2 separate regions of the Homo sapiens genome follow, and region 2 is linked to region 1. The links are chromatin loops, found by intact Hi-C in ENCODE. Cell type or tissue: IMR-90. All regions are shown on one strand. Each heading gives the region's core, and the rest is flanking DNA. Links, peaks and the distances in the headings are about the cores only.

What was found. A loop is a pair of places that touch in the nucleus more often than their neighbours do. Peaks named below come from ENCODE experiments on the same cell type or tissue, not always from the same donor. Only the 100,000 strongest peaks of a DNase experiment are listed, where the experiment ranks them.
Region 2: a loop joins it to region 1, with 2.1 times the contacts of the local background. A loop is called at or near these places in 1 of 110 quality-filtered maps.

Annotation. Positions count from the first base shown.
Region 1 is chr2:79,996,755-80,007,941 of GRCh38, reverse strand. The region is part of intron 7 of CTNNA2 (catenin alpha 2); the gene reads right to left. Among named protein-coding and RNA genes, the nearest start is that of MIR8080, 140 kb to the right of the region's middle. RefSeq lists an enhancer at 1-39. In IMR-90, for the core only: no CTCF peak of the experiment used is centred there; a DNase peak (open chromatin) is centred at 6,011; H3K27ac peaks cover 2,189 bases.
Region 2 is chr2:79,946,256-79,957,442 of GRCh38, reverse strand. All of the region lies in intron 7 of CTNNA2 (catenin alpha 2), which reads right to left. Among named protein-coding and RNA genes, the nearest start is that of MIR8080, 85 kb to the right of the region's middle. In IMR-90, for the core only: no CTCF peak of the experiment used is centred there; no DNase peak of the experiment used is centred there; H3K27ac peaks cover 700 bases.

The sequences.
Region 1 (11,187 bases), core at 1,186-9,185:
TAGAGTACGAAACTGAGGAGAGGTTGAGGAATTGTGCAAGAATCTCCCAGCACGTGTGTAACTTGAACCCATGGCCTGACCTGCAGAGTAGTGGTCCTCTCACTGTCCTCACCTCCTCCAATGTTGGGAGAAAGGGTTGTTGCACTGGACCTTCTAGGACTCCATTAGTGAATACACCTCCCCTTACCCCTTCTCTCACTTCTGGCTATAGAATAAAAGGATTCCCCAAGCCTCCTAAATCTGATCTCTAATGAGAACTGTTAAAGAAAGCTGATACAGATATAAGGACTTTAATAGAAAGAGAAGGTTGCTTTAGCTCAGAAAATTTTCAAAGGCATCTTCCTAATGGCTTGGGCAGGGAAAGGGGTCTTGTTTCCTCTCCCTCAGCACCACCCACCAAACAGGCAGAGGAGGCAAGACTGAACACATGTCTACATGGCATGTTTTTGAGAGTACAGGAAAGTCAGTCTCTCCAAAAACACCAAATTAGTAGTAGTTGCTACTAATCAGATTTAAAGTAAAGCATGTAAACTCATATCCTGTTTCTTCTCATGGATAAATATGTAGATATTTATAATATCTTCAAGTTAGAGTAGTAATAAAGTTTTGATGGAATTGGAAAAGGAAAAACTTGGATACACTTGAGTTCATTTACAATTAACACAGTCTCTCGGTTTTGAAAATTGATTATGTTAGACTATATGTATATCATATCCTTCAATCTTCTCGGTAATCCTGTAAGCTAGATGTAACCATCCCCACTGCACAGAGAAGCAAACTGAGGCTTAGAGAGCTAAATAACAAGCTCAATTGAGATGTGGAACTGACATATGAATTCAGGCTTCCAAATAGCTCTAGCTCCACTATTTCAAATGGTAATAGATGTGAAAATCCACATTTAGAGAATTACAAAGTACCAGATTTATAAAGGGTAACATTGAAACATTACTAGCCACAAATGCATTGTCAAAAATTCAGTATGATGCTGATGAAATAGGACTCAAGAACGGTAAGATTTCATAGGCAAGTGAAGGGGAGGGTAAGTTCTCAACTCTTGGGTGATGCTAAGAGGCAGGTTGGCATGGGGATTCCAATAAGAACAGAGTGAAAATATAAGGAAGGCAAGGAGGTAGCGCAATTAATGGGAAACAGACATTTCAAAGCAACTTACCAAAGTGCCCTGGACTTTTAGTCATTCCAGTAAATAGGGTAGTGCCCACAAGAAGAACACTAACCCAGCCTCAGCATCCACACCCATCCTGGAAACTCTCCTGTTAGATGTTTCATTTCTGGGATCAGATACCTAGCGCAGTGGAAATTTGCACGGGCTGAAGCAGAAGGAGTTGAATCCAATAGTGCCATGTTTTTGTATGAGTGTGGTCTTCCCTGAGGTCAGGAGTTCGAGACCAGCCTGACCAACATGGAGAAACCTGGTCTCCATAAGTGCCATGGTTTTGTATGAGTGTGGTCTCCGAGGTTGTGACTTGAAGCACAACTCTCTTACAAATGAGCTGTAGGGTTCTAGACAAGTTATTTGACCTCTCTGTGCTTCAGTTTTTGTTTTTTCTTTTTTTTTTTTTTTACTGCACTTCTCATAGGGATGTTATGATGATTCTGAAATGACATATGCAAAATGTATCATTTTAAATATTATTATGACTGATAGACTTAATACACTTTCTGCAAATATGCATATCTAGAATCATGATTCTAAAAGTGTGTACAGGTGAAACACCCAAGTTCCATGTTAAAACATATTTGTCTCTTCAAAATCAAACAATTAAATACTGTTAAAATAATTTAGTCCATAAGTTTTTCCTTAAATATTAGGAAGCTACTATATCAAGTCTAAACCTACTTTATTCACAAAATAGGTTTCTGTTAAGTCACAGAAACACAACAGAGCAACTTCTAAATAGCAATGGATTATGGAAACTTATTCTTTAGTGGATATAAATGTTCATGAGTATAATTTTATATTGCTCCATACAAAGCAAACATAGCTTTGCTATTATGTGTAGCTCTAGTTTATGGCGTTAAATATAAAAAGTAATTAAATATCTCAATATTGTATTACACTCCAGATGTTCCACCACCTGAATTAGCTTGAAAACCACTGATATGAAAATGTCCTCATTCTTTAGCTGTGCTTGTTTAAAAAAAAAAAACAAATAAACATAGTGATAAACTTGAGTTGTTTGAGTTATTTCTAAATGCATAGTATGATCAAATAAATTGAGCATGCAGCTGACCTATTAATATAATTAAAAAATCTATAAGTAGAACAACTCTGCCCTTCCCCATAGCTGATCTATGGTGATAGGCTTTCTAGGATTTTCTTTCCAAATGCCACTCCTTGGCCGACCCAGGCTGGTGGTTACTATACCATTAAGTGCCAAAACCAAGATTTCTACCATAGCAGGTGAGTGAAACAAATGAAGAACAGCGAATGTTAGTTGCCAGTAAGTGCTCTAAAAGTTTTTTTCCCCTTAAGTTGTCTCTGTTAAGCTCACCATGATAAACTTTTGTGATAGGAACTCATGGTAGGAGATGGTAAACAAGAGATTTGAAAGCCTCATTCTTGCTCAACATGAGCAGGGCCACTCCTAACCCTTAGGACATTTTTATGTGAATTTTAAATATGTGAATCCCCTTCTAGATCAACGTAGCCCCTATCTGCCCCTCCACAGAATGTCTTCTACGTTGTAAAAGTACACAGCTATATGCACACAACTGCATGCAGGGCCCTAAACATGATGAGTCTGTGCTCTATGCCAGATTCTCAAGATTTCCTGCAATCCAGCACTTCTCAGTCTTTCCTGTGTTACTTCCAACCAGTACCATTCCAGCCTCCCAATTAGGGTACCTGGCTATCTCCCTGGGCAAGACCTTTTAATAAAGAGCAGAGTTTCCTGTGTTAGAAAATCAAAGTTAAATGTTGCCTCTGTTTGGGCACGGTGGCTCCCACCTGTAATCCCAGCACTTTGGGAGGCCGGGGCCAGCAGATTACAAGGAGCTCAAGACCAGCCTGGCCAACATGGTGAAACCCCATCTCTACTAAAAATACAAAAATTAGCCAGGTATGGTGGTGTGCACCTATAGTCCCAGCTACTTGGGAGGCTGAAGCAGGAGAATTGCTTGAACCCAGGAGGCAGAGGTTGCAGTGAGCTGAGATCGTGCCACTGCACTCCAGCCTGGGCAACACAGCAAGACTCCATCTCGGATGGATGGATAAATAAATAAATAAATAAATAAATAAATAAATAAATGTAAAATAAAATAAAATAAATGCTGCCTCTGCTCCTTAGTAGCTGCGTTATTCTGAACAGATTATCCAACCTCTTTTCTCTTCCTCTCTAACATAAAGATGATGATAGCCCCTATGTCAAGAAGATAAAATTAGAAAATGCAGGTAAAGCATTGACCCATCTGCCTGGCCCATAGTGAGTGTTCAGCAGGTATTTGTTGCTCCTGATGTCATTATTTACTTATTTACATTTGTAACAACGATCTCTGACTTGTTCATGGCTTCTCTTCTGCTCTCCACCTTTCTAAATTCCCTGGGTCCTTTGAGGACTAGTCCCTTTCTCCACTAACCTTACTCTAGGCCATACTCTTATCACTTACAGCATGCATACCACACATTAAGCATTGAATTATGCTCTCTTATTTCCTAGCAACAAAGTCTGCAAGGAATATTACTCCTATGAAATGCTCCTCAGAAATAGTTATTGCGCCCAAATAAATATAAAGGAGACTGTACATTGTTTCTCTTGGAAATCTACAAGCATTCCAGCATAGTAAAGGTTCTGAAAAGTCTTGCAGCAAAGAGATTAAAAAAAAATTTTAGCCTCTATTTTCTCACCAGTTTTAGTAAAGAAGCCTGGCTTACTTATGAAGAGTCCACAGAGCAAACGTGCCTCAGTTTACACTATAGAAATTTCTACCCTATTGCTGAATCCAGTGGAGCTGTTGGATTCTGGGAGATGACAGGGTGATGCCCAAGCCTTACATCCTCATCCTTCCCTTGTTCTCCTAAAGCTGCCCTCCTGGGACTTTCCTGGCATCCTAGGGATCTATTGAATGGAGTTAAAAAATAATCAATATAGATTCCCTCATGTGATCCCCAGAAGCCAGGATCAATATTATTATCTCTGTTTTACTCATAAGAAATCTGTGATTTAGAGTGACCAGGATTTGATGACCACATCTTGACCAACCAGCGTGGGCAGAGCTGCAAATCTTCCCATTCCAAATTCAGTGCTCCTTTTACTGGGCCTTGCAGAGTTCATTAAATGTGCAATTAACATATGGAATTCTAACCACTTCCACGTACTTGTGGACAACTAAGAGGTGAGGACAGATGAAAAAAAACTCATGGCTTCATTTTTCCCTCTGCTAGTAAAAATGGTGTCCCGAATATGGTCCTGGATTTCTGAGGCACAGTGCCCATTGTGTAGGCCCAGTGGTACCTATGGGCCAGGGGAAGCTGCATTATTGCTATGGCTTTGCATTGAGGTATGCAAGAGTGGCATCAGTTCTACCTTCCAGGGATACTGTTGGCAGTTAAGTCTATTTGGCCTTGACACCTGACAGAGTTTAGTCTCAGCATTAATATAAAAAACAGAATCAATGAAAGGTAGAAGTAATAACTCAATTAAGAGAAGGTGGGGCAAAATGAAATGCATACAATGGTAAAGATGAATCCTCCTAAAAACCCAATCAGTGAGAGGTTAGAGGAAACCTCAATAACAGAATTTTCAATATAAACCTGTCCTGGTGGCACAGTGTCCAACAGCAGTGGTGACGATGGTTCTCCCATCTCACAGGCTGCTGCTGCTGCTGCTGCTGCTAGAAGCACCACCACTCCTATCATCACTAATCACCAGGTAAGGCTTTTAAAACACGTTTTACCACTTAACCTAAGTGGGTAGGGAATGTCTTACAGATGTGAAAATATCTGAGCCCAGAGAAATCATGCCACATGGGGATAAGCATCCCAGCGTGTATAAAATGACACAGGCAGGAGGAGCATTTAGTTCGTGTGTGGCTGGAAATAAAGGGAGGGAGGGAAAGGAAGCTAAACAGGTGATTTAGATGTTGGTTTGACAGGGCCTGACATTATCCTGTAGGCAGAAGTATATCAGTGATGAGCGTGGAAGGCACAGCTCTGCAGAGTCTGATGGTCAGGAATATATACTTGATTGATCAGGGGGTGGAGGAGCACAGCTGCTATTAAGTGAATTTAGTAGAGCTTGTTGGTGTCAGCACTGGGCAAGAACTTAGGTTTCCCTGTTCCTAGTGTAGGATTCTCTCCACTACAGCCCACCGAGTCTACAGAATTCTTTCATCCTTCCTTTCCCTGCCCCCTCCCTCTCCTTTTTATTGCACAACCTCAGGTTCAGAATTAAGTACCTCTGTTAAATTACCTCCCAGGATTTCACAAAGTGTAATAATGTACATATTTGATCTAGATGTCAGGGAAATACTGTAGACAACGATTTAGAGCATCCATTTTCCACTTGGTCAAACTCATTTTGATGTACTTCTCTCAGACCTGACTGAGCCAAGTCCCTCTTGCCTGAGGACATGGCTTTAGTAAAATCAAAACACTTTCATGGTGGTCTCAATTTTCCTTTTAGAGTAAGAGCGGTCCACGTGGTACCAGCCCAGCTCCAACTCTAAATCAATGCTTAGGCATTAAAAAGTTGCTCTTTAAAGAGCACTCTTGTGAGATAGTGTGTCCTTAACTAAGAAAGTGAACCTATGAGGAAATATCATAAATGCAAATTATCAACCATTGCATTTCTTAAAGAATAACATCACAAAGTCTGTCTGAGCCATAGAACCTTTTGGAAATATTTTAGGGTTGTCACTAAGCACTTAAAAAACACATTGTTTAAAGCTTTTACATTTCTGTGTGTGGTAACGAGATAACTTGGAAGTACAGAGAGGTATGTTCACAAATGAGTAAATTCTGAGTTATTTAATATAGCAGAATCTGATACTCAGAACTCTGGTATGCAAAAAATGAACAGTATTCTAAAACGCAGTGCTATGGTTTTTAAACTTTTCAAAAAGCTAGAATAGCACACTTTATGTTTTCCAAATGAAATCATACAGGGAGTCACCTTATGTAGGACAGATGACGACAGCACTGTCCTGGTAGCAGTGGGGGTGAGGCACAGGAGGCTGTGTCCGGCCGCCTCCTCTTTCTCCAAGGCATCCTTCCTCAACATCAGGATCCCAAAGAATTCAGTCTGCAAATTGCTCAGCTAGTTCTTCTCTCTCCCTTTGCAATAGATTGCAAACACTCCTTGGTTAAACATACACATTCCTGGCCTTTATTCTTATCTCTGCCAATTATTAGACTAATCCCCAGGAGAAAAATTTCTTAAATGTTCAGCCTCCATTTCTCCTATAAATTGTGAAGGTACATATATGCACACATATTATACTTCAAAGGTTTGTTTTGAGATCAAGTTAGATTTTAAAATGCTTTTTAAAACTCTAACACTTAGATAAATGTACAAAATCATTGGCCACACAGTTAATTCATAGCTAACTTCAAAAGAAAATAATAGAATGATAAGCCTGGATATCATGATATAAGGGGAAGAGAAGACAGAAAAACAATTCTGAGTTTGGCCATAACCCTAGAGAAATATTTCACTTTGGACACCTTCACTGAACATTTAACTGATTGTATGGGCACGAAAAACTAATGCAGAGTTCCACTGGTGACACAGACTCCAGGGAAGAAGGAACCACCAATTAATTACTGATAGTTTAAATATTTTACACACATAAACAAATATACAAAAAAAAGTTGTGTGTAAATGGAAATCAAGCAGTCAAATCAAAACAAGGAACAAGCCACAAGTAAAGGCAGTGGTTTGCTTACAGCCTTCTAGAGCATCCTCATTTAGGTCTCTTCCAAAAATGGGTGTACCCATACTGGCTGGAAGCATCTACCCTGAGCCTAGGAGGTCAGCCTGCTCACATCCCAATGAGGCCATTTGGGGCAAATACTGAAATCTCAATGGGCAGATATCCAAATCAGTTGCTCACTCACCCTTCCCCGCTTGTTGGCCTTTTCTCTTCAACCTCAGCCTAAGTTCTCTTTCAACAATTTGCCCTAAATCCCTAGGCAGGAATGCAGCACAGCACAGCAAAAGCCCTCTTGACTCAGGACATGCACAGAGAGAGAGAACTTCTTCCTTGCTTGGAGAATTCAAGATCATCACTGTACACTACTTCTCCATGGACATGTGACCTCGGGGGTTTGGGAAACATGCAAAGTTGTATCTCTTTACCCCCTTGCAGGAAGTATAATATCAATGATTGATTTGGAGAGGATGTTAATTGAGGGAAGTGGCTGGCAGTGAAGGCCAATATGAAAACAAGGCAAAAGCTATCAGAAATTGCAGAGAAAGAGTTTTTTAAAATGCTGTCCCTAAATATTAAAAGGGTGAGCTCTACTAACTGTAGATTTCTGCAGTGATGGCTGTTTTGTTTGTTTATTTGTTTTTCATCATCTCCCACTCCCCCAGCAGAAATTAATTCACCTTTGCGTCAAAGGTTCTCTTTGTATTGTCAGAAACTGCAAATACTCATTTCATGCCTCAAACAATGCTATAGACCAGTGTGCAATGTTATAGTCGTGTCTCTCTAATTATGTGATGTTTTAAGTCAATATGATAGCACAGAAATCATCTTTTTCCATTTCTACCACTCGGCAAAACATGCTCTTAAAGGGAACTCCGGACACCCAATTCTTTAAACTTAAAACCAGGGAGTTGTTTTTGAGTTTCTTTTAACTTTGCTCTCCACATCCCATCAGTGGCCAAAAAACAAGGATTCTTCATCTGTAAATAACTAATATTCACCCTTTCTCATAATTCCCACTGCCCTGGCCTTCTCCAGACCCACACTAGTTCTTCTCTGAATTACTGCAGTTCCTCCCCACAGGTCTTCTTTCCTTAACTCTTCCCATCTCTTTCTCGTCTATACATTCTGCTGAGTTAAAATTTCCTGAAAACAACCATGAACACGTCAGTAAGTGACTAAAAGTGTCCTGTGGCTCTTCTCTGCTTATAGAAGACTTAAATGAGAAATTGCAGATGCTAATACTGCTTAATGCCCATCTCTCTTACTAGAACATAAGCTATAACAGAGCACGGGCTTTGATTTTGAGCTGTACTGGGCTCATAGGAGATGCAATAAATATTTGTTGAATGACTAAATGAGTAAAAATGGATGAATGGTTGGATGGATGAATGGACAGAGGAAGGCTGAGTAGATGAACAATGCCCCCTGCACAGGTTTGTTTACAGAATTAAATAAATAAAATAATGTATAGAAGAGCGTCAAGCACAGAATCTAGGCTTGTGAAATGTGGGGCTCCTTCTTTATTTTCTCTGTTATACTCCTTGTACCATTCCATGCCTATCTCTCAGCCACAGAAGCTCAGGGCCCAACTGTGGAAGGAACATGTTTCCAAGATGTTGAATTTGCACCTGCCACTGTGGGCAGTGGGGGATACTCAACTTTGAGGCTTTAGTATAGGAGAGATAACCAGTTGCTTTGTAAGGAAACAACTATGGTGGCTAGATGGAATGAAGAAGGCGGCTTGCAGATGTCAGATGGGCAGTGAGATGGCTTGCAGCAGGACAATGGTAAAGACACCTTAGGGCTGCACCAGGATGGTATGGAGAAGAAATAAGGTTGAAAGGGATTTCCAAGGGAGGTTTATGGGGGAGCTGGTGAGCTGGGATAGAGACAGCCTCTACCACCAGATCTCAATCTCTAAAACTAGGCCTAAGGCCAAGGCTCAGATGTCCTTCATGTTTTTGTCTTTTTTTTTTTTAATATGGAATTAGAAACAATTTGGCTTTTTAGAGCTGAAAGCTAGAAACAACACATCCAGGAACAGTAGACTTCTATTGTCTTCAATCCCTAATGTCCTAGTGAGTATGTACCCTATGGAGAAGGCAGAAATGACGTGGACCAGGACTCCTTACATGGAGAGTGTTTTAAAGGCAGTTTTTAAAAAGCCCATTTTGTGAAAGAAACCAGAAGGCTCGTAATTGCTGTCTGCACTGTGGTTTCTCCTGGGGGTTGGGGAGGGGAGTGGATTAAATAAAAAGTTTAGAAGGCCATAGGCATAAATATCGAAATAGTATGAATTTTAATATATACTTTTAAAGGGGTTAGGCAATGATGAAAAGATATGACTGCTTTCCTTTCATTTCTCTATTAAATTAAAATTCCCACAAAAGTGCAATGGCTATCTTTTTGAAAACACTGCATAATTTTAAAGTTTGGGAAGGTTTATCTTTCATAGCCACAAATCTTTGCAAAAGCCTTTGGCTACAGGAAACACAGGCTCCAAGTCTGCCATATAATGAAGGCTTTATGTGTGTTTCTAAAAGGTAGCCGGCTTGAAATAGCTACCCTTCCATTTATGAGTGAAACCACCTGATTATTTAAATGAAACAGAAAGATGCATGAAACATTCTTCTCATCCCAACTAGATAAGAAGGCTGAGCTCTCAAAACATTATTCATTGTCTATCATTTAAGAATTATCTGATTATGAACCACAGTATTTCAAAAAACAAGTAGTCCCAAATAACACTGTAAATCTCATTCCCTACTATCCATGCTTCTGAATAGAACAGGCAACAGACATGTATTTAAATAGTTTCAACGAAATGAATCCACAATTTATTGCTACTATTCATCTTGGCTAGTAAATGGCCTCCATACTATTCTTCATCCATTAAAAATGGTTCATTTCCTTTGGCCTTTATTCATTGCCTAATATTCCTAATGAACTTAATGTAGCAAGTGATGTAATCAGACAAAAGACCTGTAAGAATCCCTTTTCTGCCACTATAAGCAGAATTAAATCATATTTAATTAGGATTTTAGTGTTCACCAAAAGTCTCGGTTAACTATTTATCACCCACACTGCTGTCTATTCTAAGCAGCCTTCTCTTTCTAAGCAGGAAAGCACTATCTCTTTGGCTCAGTTCTCTATGTTGGACACCATAATCTACCAGGCAGGTGGCTAACTTAGTTCTAGCCATGAATTAGTCATTGGATTAAGGTTCGCCTTAATTCTCCATGGCCAAGGAGGTGCAACGCGGTTTAGAAGACAAAATGAAGTCACACTAACAGTGGCCGATTTATAAGCACAGAAGAGGAGAGTCCAGCAAACTTGAGAAGAGTTCTGAGAAGCAGTGGCTTCTGTGTAGATTCTTCTGGAAGTCTTTGCTGTGTTTTAGTGAGGATGAAAGAGTTGTATACGCAGAGAGGGAAATTGAGAACACACAAAGTTGGGGGAAAAGAAATCTGTGACAAGAAAGCATAAGAAATTAAAGAGGAGTGAACCACTGCTGGGGCACTGGAGGGCATGTCAGCTTCAAGAGTTTATGCCAGACCCCACAGAAACAGAAAAATCCTGCAGGGTTTGTTTGGTTTGGTCTGGCTTCACTTTTCTTTCTCTTTTCTCCTTTTTCCTCTTTCCTCTTTCCTTTCCTTTCCCTTCTTTTTCTTTTTCTTCTTTTCTTTTTTCTTTTCCTTCCTTTTCTTTTCCTTCCTTCCCTCCCTCCCTCTCTTTTTTTCTCCTTCCTTCCTTCCTTCTAGAAATAAACATAGTAGAAAAGGTGTTTTGAGGAAGATTATTAGGCACCATACTAAATAGTGCAGCTAGAAAAACAACTAGGATTGATTTTTCAGCTTTCTGTTTAGGAGGCAGTGTGGTCTTAGACCAGGGTGTTAGCAGAGATGCACCCAAAAGGGGGTTTTGGTGCCTTTCAAGAGACTTATAAAGGAAGAGTTGTTGACCAATTGGACAGTGTTATAAAGGAGAGGTGAAGAAGAGAGGGGGTAAAATTTGCTGGGCGGATTTTGACCTGGTTCTTACTCTGGCCCCTACCATGTCTGCCCTTCTTTCCCATCCGCTAGGGCACAGTTCCACACCACCTTTTCTGCTTAGTCATCTCTGAGCAAGCCAACTGATCACGACTCTCCCCCAACTGAGTTCATGCAGCCTATATGGCCAGTGTCTTCCCCATGGCAGCCATCTTAGCCTGCCTTGGATGTTTCTGAGCAGGTTTCCTATCGCTCCCCAGTGTGACAAGTTCTCTGCAGCATGTCTGTAATCACCACGTTCCAGGGC
Region 2 (11,187 bases), core at 1,927-9,926, 51 kb after region 1:
AGTAAAGAAGTACTGTGTTCTCTCTCCTTGCGCCCTCCTCCATCTCCTGCTGGTGCCTTCCATGGACACAACCCAACAGGATGCTGGTAAGCAAAGAGACATGGAAGATGCTTTCTGTAGAGGTCAAGCCTCCTAGGGCAAAGAGAAGGACAGAGATAAGGGTAAAGAATGAGGGACAAGATGCATAATGACCAGCACAGCACTATATGTTTATTTTACAAATGAAGACATCGGGATTTGGAGAAGCTGAAAATTTTCTCAGGGTCTCACTCTAGAAGGAGTCTTGTAGGGCCAGAACTCAAATGTGAGCCTTTAAAGCATGAGATGCTAAGCATTTCCCATGACAGTGCACTGCCTATCTCTCAGGGGCTTCTCTATCACTGAAGTTACAGAAGAGGATCTGGGGATGTTGAAAAGGAATTCACATTAGTAATCAGTGTTTGGATGAGATTTTGTTACTTTTCTCCATGGAATTCTCTGATTCTCCGTTTCCTCACTCATCATTCTGCACTAGATCCACTTTATTTTTTCATTTCCTTTCAAACCTAACTGCCTTAAATAGCTTCATACACTGAAAAAAAAAAAAAAAAAAAAAAAAACCCACACGTATTCATAGTAAATGAAAACTACTCAAGATTCTGTAAACTCTCTGGATAAGACATTGTATTACTCTTTCTGTCTTTGGAATAGCTATCTTTATTTGCCTGCCCTTCCATCCACTAAGGTGGCCAGGGGAATATTCTGAGGTATGCATTGAAACTGGATGACTTGAGACTTTCAAGATACCTTTGATAGTTCAGAAAAATGGGTTCGATAAATTCTCTCTCATCGCTAAAGCTTAATGCTAATGAATTTTGTGTTCATTATTCAACCCCTAGAAATTGACAATAATTATGAAATAAAACTCTCCTGCCTTTTTTGCCCAAACCTTCAAATAAGGGAATACTTTATATTGATAAAGGAATGGTTCTTAAAAGTTGTATGAAAGCACTTTTCCTTCTCAGAGTTCATTTTCCCATCAGCTTTCAATATACTGTTGGTGTGTTTTCTTTAAACGTAAATATTGTCCTAAGGTATTATAAGATCATGTTTATAATCGCAAAATTCATAAGTATTCTGTTAAAAGGAAAGTATTTTGTATAAGACTAAAATGCAAATCATAAAACACAAGCAGAAATTGACTGATTAGGGCAGAGTAAAATTTTAAGCAAAATTTTCTGGAGTCTCAGTGTGTAAAACACATAAAAGTTGAGTTGCTTTGGATGAGTCAGGAGTGGAGGCAACAGGGAGGTTCCCATTCAACCTCTCTCTGGCTACTTATTATAGCCTGAGGCTCCACAGCTTCTTGGGTTGAAACTACTATGCCTGGTTTTTGTATTCAGTCATTAGCCTAAATCTATGCAGCAGTTTAAGCATAAACAGGAATTGCACACATCCTGTTATTCTGGTGAACTGAGGAGGACAGAGGTGGCCTCTTTTACTTCTTATCAGAAACCTGGTATGTAAGCATTGTCCTCAGACCTCCACTTTCACCAGTGACTGGCAGGTGTATACTCATCGGCTCCTAGCAGAGGCCAGGTGATGTCCATGGGAGCAGCCTTGTGTGTGAACCCATAGGTCCCCTGGGGGCCGAGTGTGGTGGCTCACACCTGTAATCCCAGCACTTTGGGAGGCCAAGGCAGAAGGATCGCTTAAGCCCAGGAGTTCCAAACAAGCCTGGGAAATATAGGCAGACTTCTGTCTCTACAAAAAATCAAAAAAAAATTAGCTGGGCATGGTAGCATGTGCCTGTGGTTCACTTAAGCCTGGAAGGTCAAGGCTGTGGTTGCACCATTGCATTGCAGCCTGAGTGACAGAGCGAGACTCTCTGATGTCACCTGGGGAACTCCAGAACTGTTTGCAGACAAACTGCAAACAACTGAAATCCTGACCAAGCAGGTGAGGGTCAGATAGCTGCATTTCAACTGCCCCTGTTACCGTGGTCTTCTCTACACTCTGACCTGTGGAATGAGGACACGGGTATCATGAAGCACATCAGACTTAAAGAAATAAAGTCATCCTCCCCCTTTCTTTTTAGATCCCTCTCAGAGCACTACAAAAGCATAACACGAAACTCCCCTTCATTGTTTTAATTTTTTTCTGGCTTCTAAAATTTAATCTATTAAACCACATGAAGGGAAGAGAGATCTTGAATCACAATAAAAGGGAGGTAGCAGAATTGGGGAGTGGGACATTTATCAAGATGAAGAGATCTAAACATATGGTGCTGCAGATATTTAATACGTCATACTGCTCCATACTTTCAGATTCTGCCATAATAAAACATGTCAAATATGAAAATATGTGCTTTAAACTGGTGCAGTCAGACTGAGGGTAACCTCTGGTTTGGTTTGAAATGATGTCCAAGAAATTACAACTAATGTTAAGTTTGAGGCAGCATTCCTAGGAACAAAAGGGCATCATTTTAATTTTCATTTTGTTCAAAGAGAAGGGTATTTCTTCTGAAGTTGGTATGTACTGCTCCCAACCAACTCTGAAACAGCAGATTTTAGGTAAAATATATCACAAGTATTCATGCCTTTGTCTACCTCATAACTCATTTATGTTCTCTGAATAACAACGATATTGAAAAGAAAAAAACCCACAGGTCTAATCAAAATAAGATCCTTGAAAACCTGGCATATACTTTGCATCTCTGCATGATCACCACAGATTTTAGTCTTAGACTCATATGACTTAGAATTCATGGGACCAGTGTGCACAGTGTAGTTGACTCACAGATTCTTTTTGTTCCATTTGTATTGCTGCTTGAACCTTACAGTGAAAAACACACAAAGATAAACAGTTTGCTGAGTCTAATTATGCTCTTGGAAGGGTTTAGGTAATTTGTGCAGCCAAAAATTATACGTAACAATCAGGTGAGGTCAATGGCTTTACAAATAGGAAGACATTTATATGACAGCAACATCTGTAACACAGAGAAATGAAAGAGAAAGAGACAAGGAGTGAAACAAGAGAAGACTGGATTTGAGATCTGCAGTCCAGAGTAGAAGAGCTGAATTTATTTTTTAATCATGACAATGAAGTAAGTCATACCCCTTTTATGGACCAATTATAAATTGCTACGTATTTGATATGGTTTGTCTCTGTGTCCCCACCCAACTCTCATCTCGAATTGTAATCCCCACGTGTTGAGGTAGCAAAATCACTGGATTTTTGGGGTGGTTTCCCCCATGCTGTTCTCATGATAGTGAGTGAATTCTCACGTGATCTGATGGTTTTATAAATGGTAGTTTTTCCTGTGTCCTCACTCACTTCTCTCCTGCTGCCTGTGAAGGAGGTGCCTTGCTTCCCCTTGGCCTTCCACCATGATTGTAAGTTTCCTGAGGCCTCTTCAGCCATGCAGAACTGTGAGTCAACTAAACCTCTTTCCTTTATAAATTAGCCCTTTTCAGGTAGTGTCTAGATAGCAGTGTGAAAATGAACTGATACAATATTCTATTACTTCATAATATTCTGGAAGTGTAAACTAAGTGGAGAACCATAACCTATGATACTGGCCCTCATTCTAACTACCTGACCTAAAAATTAGTGAATAAGCACTGAGCTAGAAATGAAAAATGAAATAATAATGGGTAACATGTTCTGACAGTTTCATACATATCCAGCAATGTTACCAAATATCATTCCCTTCAATCCACATGATAACCCAAAGAACTGGGTTTCCATTTTACAGATAAAGAACGTGAGGTTAAGTTCACACAAAAGTTGTTGGAGGAGCCATGATCCAGAAGCAGGCACAAGATGGCAGGACCCATACTCCTACCCAATAATCGCCTGTCTGTGTGTCAGTCGTACTTCACCAGTGGACTTAGAAAAGTGCTGGAGCGAGGGTGAAATTTTGACAATCTACCTGTGTGGTTCTTCCTTGTTGATGCAGAAGAAAGCAAACAGTCATACAAATTGGCTACAGGTAATGCAGAAAGGAGAGGGAAAGTGGGGGAGTCCAAGAAAGCTGGCTGCCTTCATGAGGACAGGAGTGTGAACTCAGGCGTACATACCATATCACATTCATCTCTGTGCCTCCCTCGTCTGGAACTGTGCAAAGACCGGTATTTATTTCAGGTTTTTGGAGTGAAAATTATGCAAATAATTTCCAACCAAGGTACAGTGAAAGAAATGCTTCAGGGAGAGGTGCCAAACGTAAGAAGGGTTAAAAAGTGGGAATCTACCTTCCAGAAGAGAGTGAGGGTCAACTCACTAGGAAGAGTGGTGTTGGAGAAGGGCTCTGAAGGACAGAGGGGATGGAAGTGAGAATTGAACGTCAGCAGAAGGACCCACATGCCTCGATGTCAATCGCTGTGCTTGAATTAACAAAAACTCTGAAGAAAGGGATTATCTTCATTCATAGGATGTTAGTTTCACAGGGCTACATCCTGAGACATCACAAAAACCTTGTCAGCATCAGAAAGACTTTGTTAAGAATTTTAGCTTCTCATGAGTATGCTGTATAAATAATACAAGTTAACATAGCTTCACGCATACATTCTAAAGTAGGGATAGGCAGACTGTTTCTCCATAGAACCAGACAGTAAATACTTTCATCTTTTCAGGGCAGATGGTCTCCATCACCACTACTCAACTCTGCCCTTGTAGTGTGAAAGCAGCCACAGACAACATAATGAAACTTTATTTACAAAAACATGCGCCAGGCCATAGTTTGCCAGCCCTGTTCTCAAGTTTCACATAACAAGAAACACCACAAAAACTGCCAGTCCTCAGAATATTCCCAGACTAGGATTCAATTTCGTTCTTGTATTATTGTTTTATATCTTTTCTTTTGCTAGAAAAGTAAAATTCACATTTTCAAAATGTCTTTCATAAAATTTTTTACCTCATTTTTTATAACAACTCTATTGAGATGTAATTTATATGACATGAAATTCACCCCTTGAAAGTGTTCAATTCAGTGGTTTTTAAATAGTCACAGACTTCTACAAGCATCACCATTAATCTTTACCTCCCTTTTTGAGCACAATTATTTCAGCAGTTATTAATTGAGCATCTAGTGTCTGTCCATCCCTGTGCAAAGTTTCGGTTGTTGTTGTTGTTGCTTTGCTTTGCCTGTTTATTTGGGTTTGGACTGGCACGGTGTGGGGTGGCTTGGTAGAAGGTCAGGCTAGTGGGTAGTAGGTAACAGGACAAATATAAGACATGACATGCCTGAAGCAATCAGTGAAGACTATAAAAAATAAGCAGTGGGAGTGCTAAGTTAGGTGGCCTGGAGAGACCACAAATACAATACAAATTTACTTTTACTAGGGTTGGGTGGGGATCCTAAGAATGTGATTTAGAGACCTAGGGAGAGAACTTGGATTTGGATGGAGGTGGCAGGCAGCAAGAGCAAAGAATGCATTCCAGGGAGAAGGCACAGCTGTGAGCAAAGACCTAGAGACTGCAACAGCATGGCCTATGAAATGAGCAGCCATGGTACAGACTTAACTGGGGAAGTGCCCAGAAATGCACATGCAATTGTCAAAAGAAAATGATCCAGAAGCTGTAGGACTGTAGGAAGCCGAGTTTAGAGTTGACAGCATTGGCATCAGGATCATCAGAGGTTCCTGGGGAAATGAAAGACGATTCAAGGAGTGCTTTTGGAAAGTTGATAGTTGTGGGTAGGATAGTTTGAATGGAGAAACCTAGAAACAAAGATGCTTTTATGGGTACTTATTTTATTTTATTTTATTTTATTTTAACTTATCTTATTTTTTAATTTTTGAGACAGGGTCTCACTCTGTCATCCAGGCTAGAGTACTATGGCACAATCTCGGCTCACTGCAACCTCTGCCTCCCAGGTTCAAGTGATTCTCCTGCCTCCGTTTCCCATGTAGCTGGGATTACAAGTGCACACCACCATGCCCAGCTATTTTTGTATTTTTAGTAGAGATGGGGTTTCACCATGCTGGCCAGGCTGGTCTCGAATCCTGACCTCAAGTGATCCGTCCACCTCAGCCACCGAAAGTGCTGGCATTACAGCCGTGAGTCACCACTCCTGGCAATGTGTACATATTTTAAATGCAGGGGTAAATTTAATTATTGGGAAAAGATTACTAACCCTGGCTGTACATTAGAATCACCTGAAGCACTTTATCTTTGGGCGGGGTGGCTGTGTATATGTTTTGATATCTGTACTTTTTTAGTAAGTCCCACAGATTATTCTAATATATGGCTAAATTAAGAACTATTATTGCAGGAGAATGGATAATAGACTTTACATTGTTTGTGAAATTATAGTTAGATATGTAGTTTTCTGCTCTTTTGCTAGAATATTTCCATTAATTAAATCAGAATCCTTTAAAAATTCTCTGATGATTTGGATTTTACGAAGTAGCCAACAGAGGATAATGATTTTAAGGACAGAGGGGCTGAATAAATTATATAGTATATTTTGGCAAACTCTTAGAATATCTCCCTAAAATAAGTCCTTAAACCCAAGCATGTTTTAGAGATTTCAAACTTTTAGACTGACTCTACAAATGATGCTGCTTGTTCTGAGTCAGAAGCGCAGTGCAACCCAAACACCTGTGTATGGTGGGTAAATGTTAATGTATTCTGTCAACAACAGATTACCTTACATGGCTAAATTACTCAATGCCATTATATGTGCCAGCCATCTGTAAAGCTAATCCCCTCTGTGTTCAAAAATCCCGAGTGCCTGCTACACTATTTTTATTTTACATTCCTGCATAAATCTGGTAAGCTCAATATGTTACCACAAATTCTCAAAAATCAAAGGCAATCTGCTGGCCTATAAAACACTGGTTGCTGAAAATCGAAGGGTATAATATGTTAGCAAATCAAGCAGTCAGTAAACATTCTTTACAGGAATGGGGTTGAACCACAAGCTGACTGAACCCCTTAGGTAAGGCCTGCCGTAAAGTCAGATATGTTCTTTCAATACACAGCGAAGCCTCTGAACCCATTCATGTATTTCATATCTAACAAAAATCTGAACAGTTGGCCTGATTGGATTTTAAGTGATGCAAATTTGAAAATCAAATAGGAAAACTCCCTTTAGACTTCATCTATTTAGGCCATAATTGTAAAGAACTACAAATTACATTTACCACACTATTGAATTCTCCTGAGATTCAATATGAAATTTACAGAAAGGGACAAATATTTGCAGGTGTGGTTTTTTGTTCGTAATGAATACAATTTTTCTCTCACATAGGATGCTTTCTCTCTTAATGTCACTACATTTTTCTTAATACAAGGATTAGTTTATGGTTTTTTTTTTTCACAAAATCTGTATTGATCTTAAGTAATAATGCTAATGCTTACATGTAATGCCAACTTATATTTTAGCTAAGATTAAATTTTTCTTTACTCCAGTAACTATGCAGCATACATTTTCTTTTCCATGTACATTTTCAGTCACATAACTATATTGCTTAAAGAGGAATCTACTCTCTGGAAAGATTTCTATAAACGTTCAGAAAAAAATCAATCCTCCAACAATTACAGTTAATATATTAAAGATATCTGGCTGATGGTATTCAAATAACTAAAATATGGAAAAGAATTGAAAAGTTAGCATTCTGACTTCAAAATAGCACTATCAAGTATTTTAGAAGCTAATTAGTCTCCATGTTTTTTTTTCTTAAGACAGGCTTTCACTCTTTCACCCAGGCTGGAGGGCAGTGGTGTGATCATGGGTCCCTACAGCCTCGAACTACTGGGCCCAAGTGATCCTTCTATTTCAGCTTCCCAAATAGCTGTGACTATAGGCAGGTACCACAATGTTGGCCTAATTTATTTATTTACTTACTTACTTTGTAGAGGCAAGGTCTAGCTATGTTGCCCAGGCTGATGTCAAACCCCTGGGCTCAAGTGATCCTCCTGCCTTTGCCTCCCAAAGTACTGGGATTATAGGGATGAGCCACTTCGCCAGGCATCTCCTCATTTTTAAAATGAACCCCGTTTTCTTGAAATCTGAACAAATCTGAATACCAGTTCTGAAAGTTAAAATGGTCTTCCACATAACATATGTACAAAGTTAACATTTTCTGCATAAAACAATCAGTCTAGAACATTCCTGTTTCATTTGAAGTATTTTCAAATATGAAAGACATTTACACAATTACAGAGGCAATAATCCCACGCACGTTATTCCTTCATCAAATCTAAACAAGGCCTTGGGGGTCATAACATACTTGCTCCTTACAATATGAAATATAAGTGATTATCCTATTGAGACTTGAAATGCAAAGCAAAGATAATTAAATTGTGTATACTGTTTCTTTCAAATGCATCAGCATTTGAAAGTTTATATAATATCTTTCTTGTTCAGATAAACATCTCCAACTTCTATGGCTCATATTTATAAACAATATGATAGGGATTATCAGGCTGACAGGTTAAATTTATTTATTTATTTATCCATTTATTTTATTTATTTATTTATTTATTTTTGAGACGGAGTCTGGCTCTGTCGCCCAGGCTGGAGTGCAGTGGCACAATCTCAGTTCACTGCAAGCTCCGCCTCCCGGGTTCACGCCATTCTCCTGCCTTAGCCTCCTGAGTAGCTGGGACTACAGGCACCCGTCACCACGCCCGGCTATTTTTTTGTATTTTTAATAGAGACGGGGTTTCCCCGTGTTAGCCAGGATGGTGTCCATCTCCTGGCCTCGTGATCCGCCCGCCTCGGCCTCCCAAAGTGCTGAGATTACAGGCGTGAGCCACCGCACCCAGCAACAGGTGAAATTTAATAGGTTGAACAGTCATTAATATTTTCCTGGAATAGACATGGACTGTCCTCTTGGATAAATTGTCTCCTCTTTCTTCTAACTAATTGTCAGAGCTTAGCTCTCTCACATCAATATCTTCTCTTTTAACAAAACAAAAATCATAACGCTATGCGCCATGCACTGTTTGCAGCACTTCACTGTCATTAATCCATTTAATTATCACAACTACGAGGTAGGTACTATCATTATTCCCATTTTATAGATAAGGAATCTAAGTCATGAAGGCTATTGTTAGCAATTAGTTTATACTGCCATCATAATGACGTGGTATTCCTCTTAGTCACACTTCAATGCAAGAAATACCAACATTTTAATTTCATGATTTAGGTGAATTTGATGTGATACACTGAGATATACCAGCCGGCAACCATGGATGTACTGTGAGCATCCTTTGTATGCAGCTCTGTGCTAGGGAAGATGAATGCAATGCAGGGCAGGACTGCTTTCCATAGGGATCTCACTCTCTTGTTGAAGAAACAACTCCTTAATGGCTATGGAAATAACTATAAGTCCTCTTCCTTTTATTCACCTAGCACATATGCATTGAGCTGCTAGTGTGCATAAGGCACTCTGCTGTGTGATGAGGGGACTGCAGACATTACCACATGACCTAGCCAGACCTTTCTTGCAGGGCAGGGACGGGAACACTGGGCACCTCAGTCATCTAGGTGATCTGTGGTCACTGTTGCCACACAGTCCCCTGAGTTGCTGCCTTCATTTTTTACCGCCTTATCAAATCTGCCTCTTTAAGTCCATAGCAAACATTACCTCTTTCATAACACTCTTTTAGTCCTCTTTACCTCTCCTTGCCCCTTTCTTTGGGGCACTTACACCACTTCATGACATGGCCTATGTGCACTCATCTTCTAGGTGCTGAATTACTACAGACTCAGGGAACAGAGGGTGTATCCTATAAAACCTTAATACACCCTCATCTCCCTGCACCCAGTATATGGAAAATACTTATTTTAATAACAATACCATGACAAGTAGCAAACATCTGACAAGTGCTTATTGTAGTAACTTATTTGACTAAAAGGAACTTACACTTGAAACCAATCTAATGGTTTATCTGTTCAATGGCAATGCAAATCCTAGGTATTTTTTGGTTTTGTTTCTGTGTCTACTACTTTATAAGAAAGGCTATTACCTTATAATCCTGTCTGTTATATGAGCACTACTTTGCATCATTACAATGTAGGGTATTATTTTTAAAAACTTAGAAAACAAATAAGCATTCCAACCCTCAATTTCAAGAAAATAAATCTTCTAGACCCAACTGGACACACAATCTATGAAAACATAACTAGGATATTTGACCCATCTATGTGTTATATATCCTAATAGAACAGAAACCTCTCTAATAAACATGAATAAAGGGCTTTAGTGAAAAAAATGTGCTCATTAAGGAGTCAGATTTTCCACTGAAATTGATAATAAATGTTTTCCTGAATTATTGCAATTTATTTTAACATACTAAATATGATCCCAGAATTTTGAAAGTTATCTCTTCTTATGTAGGATTTAAAGTGTAACAAGGCAGTACTTTTAGACCTGAGATAATATAACCACTGTGAAAATATAATTTATATATGCCAGAGACTTAATACACCAGAATTTTTAGTGTGTATAATTCTGGATATTTGATTATTTTCACCTAAATTAGTCCCTTTATCTTTGGATCAGCAGAACATAACGATGTCTGTCTCCTTCTTGGAGACTGGTCTCTTCCACGCCTGAAGGCCATTGCTGTGAACAGTTTTTGGTGCTTTTGCAGAACAACAGAAGCTTTGGCTCATTGTGCTGACCCTGAAAGTGACTTTCTGAAATAAATCTCTGTCAATTCACTTCAACTATATGCTCCCAATGGGCACCCCTCTTACTGAAAGTAACAAAGAGCTTTCAACATATCAGGTAGCCCACTGTGGGGGCTCAGAACACAGTGCCTGACATATCTTCAGCTTGTTGTCTGATAACACACCTCTTTCATATGATTTCCTCTCTGAAAGGAAAAGCAAGATTAAATTATAATGGAGGGCTGTGAAATTTTTATTTGGCTAATTGAAATTTTGCTGTGTTTAATATTGGACTACACCAGACATTTCTATTTATATCATTTAGATATATACTTCGATATTCAACCTTAAGAAAAATACCACTTGAAAAATCTCCTTCATGGGGCAAAGTAATGACTCAGTGTTCGGTTTAAAGTAATAGACTCTCAGTTCAGTTCTCAGTGTAATTAACATGGTGAGCCAAAGGGTCTCCAAATATTTCTATCATTGTGAAGTATAGATCATTCCTCTCACTTAGTGTTAAATATGAAACGGAATAAGGAGGCTTAATTTAGCCTTTGTTCCTGGCAACAGCTCCCAGT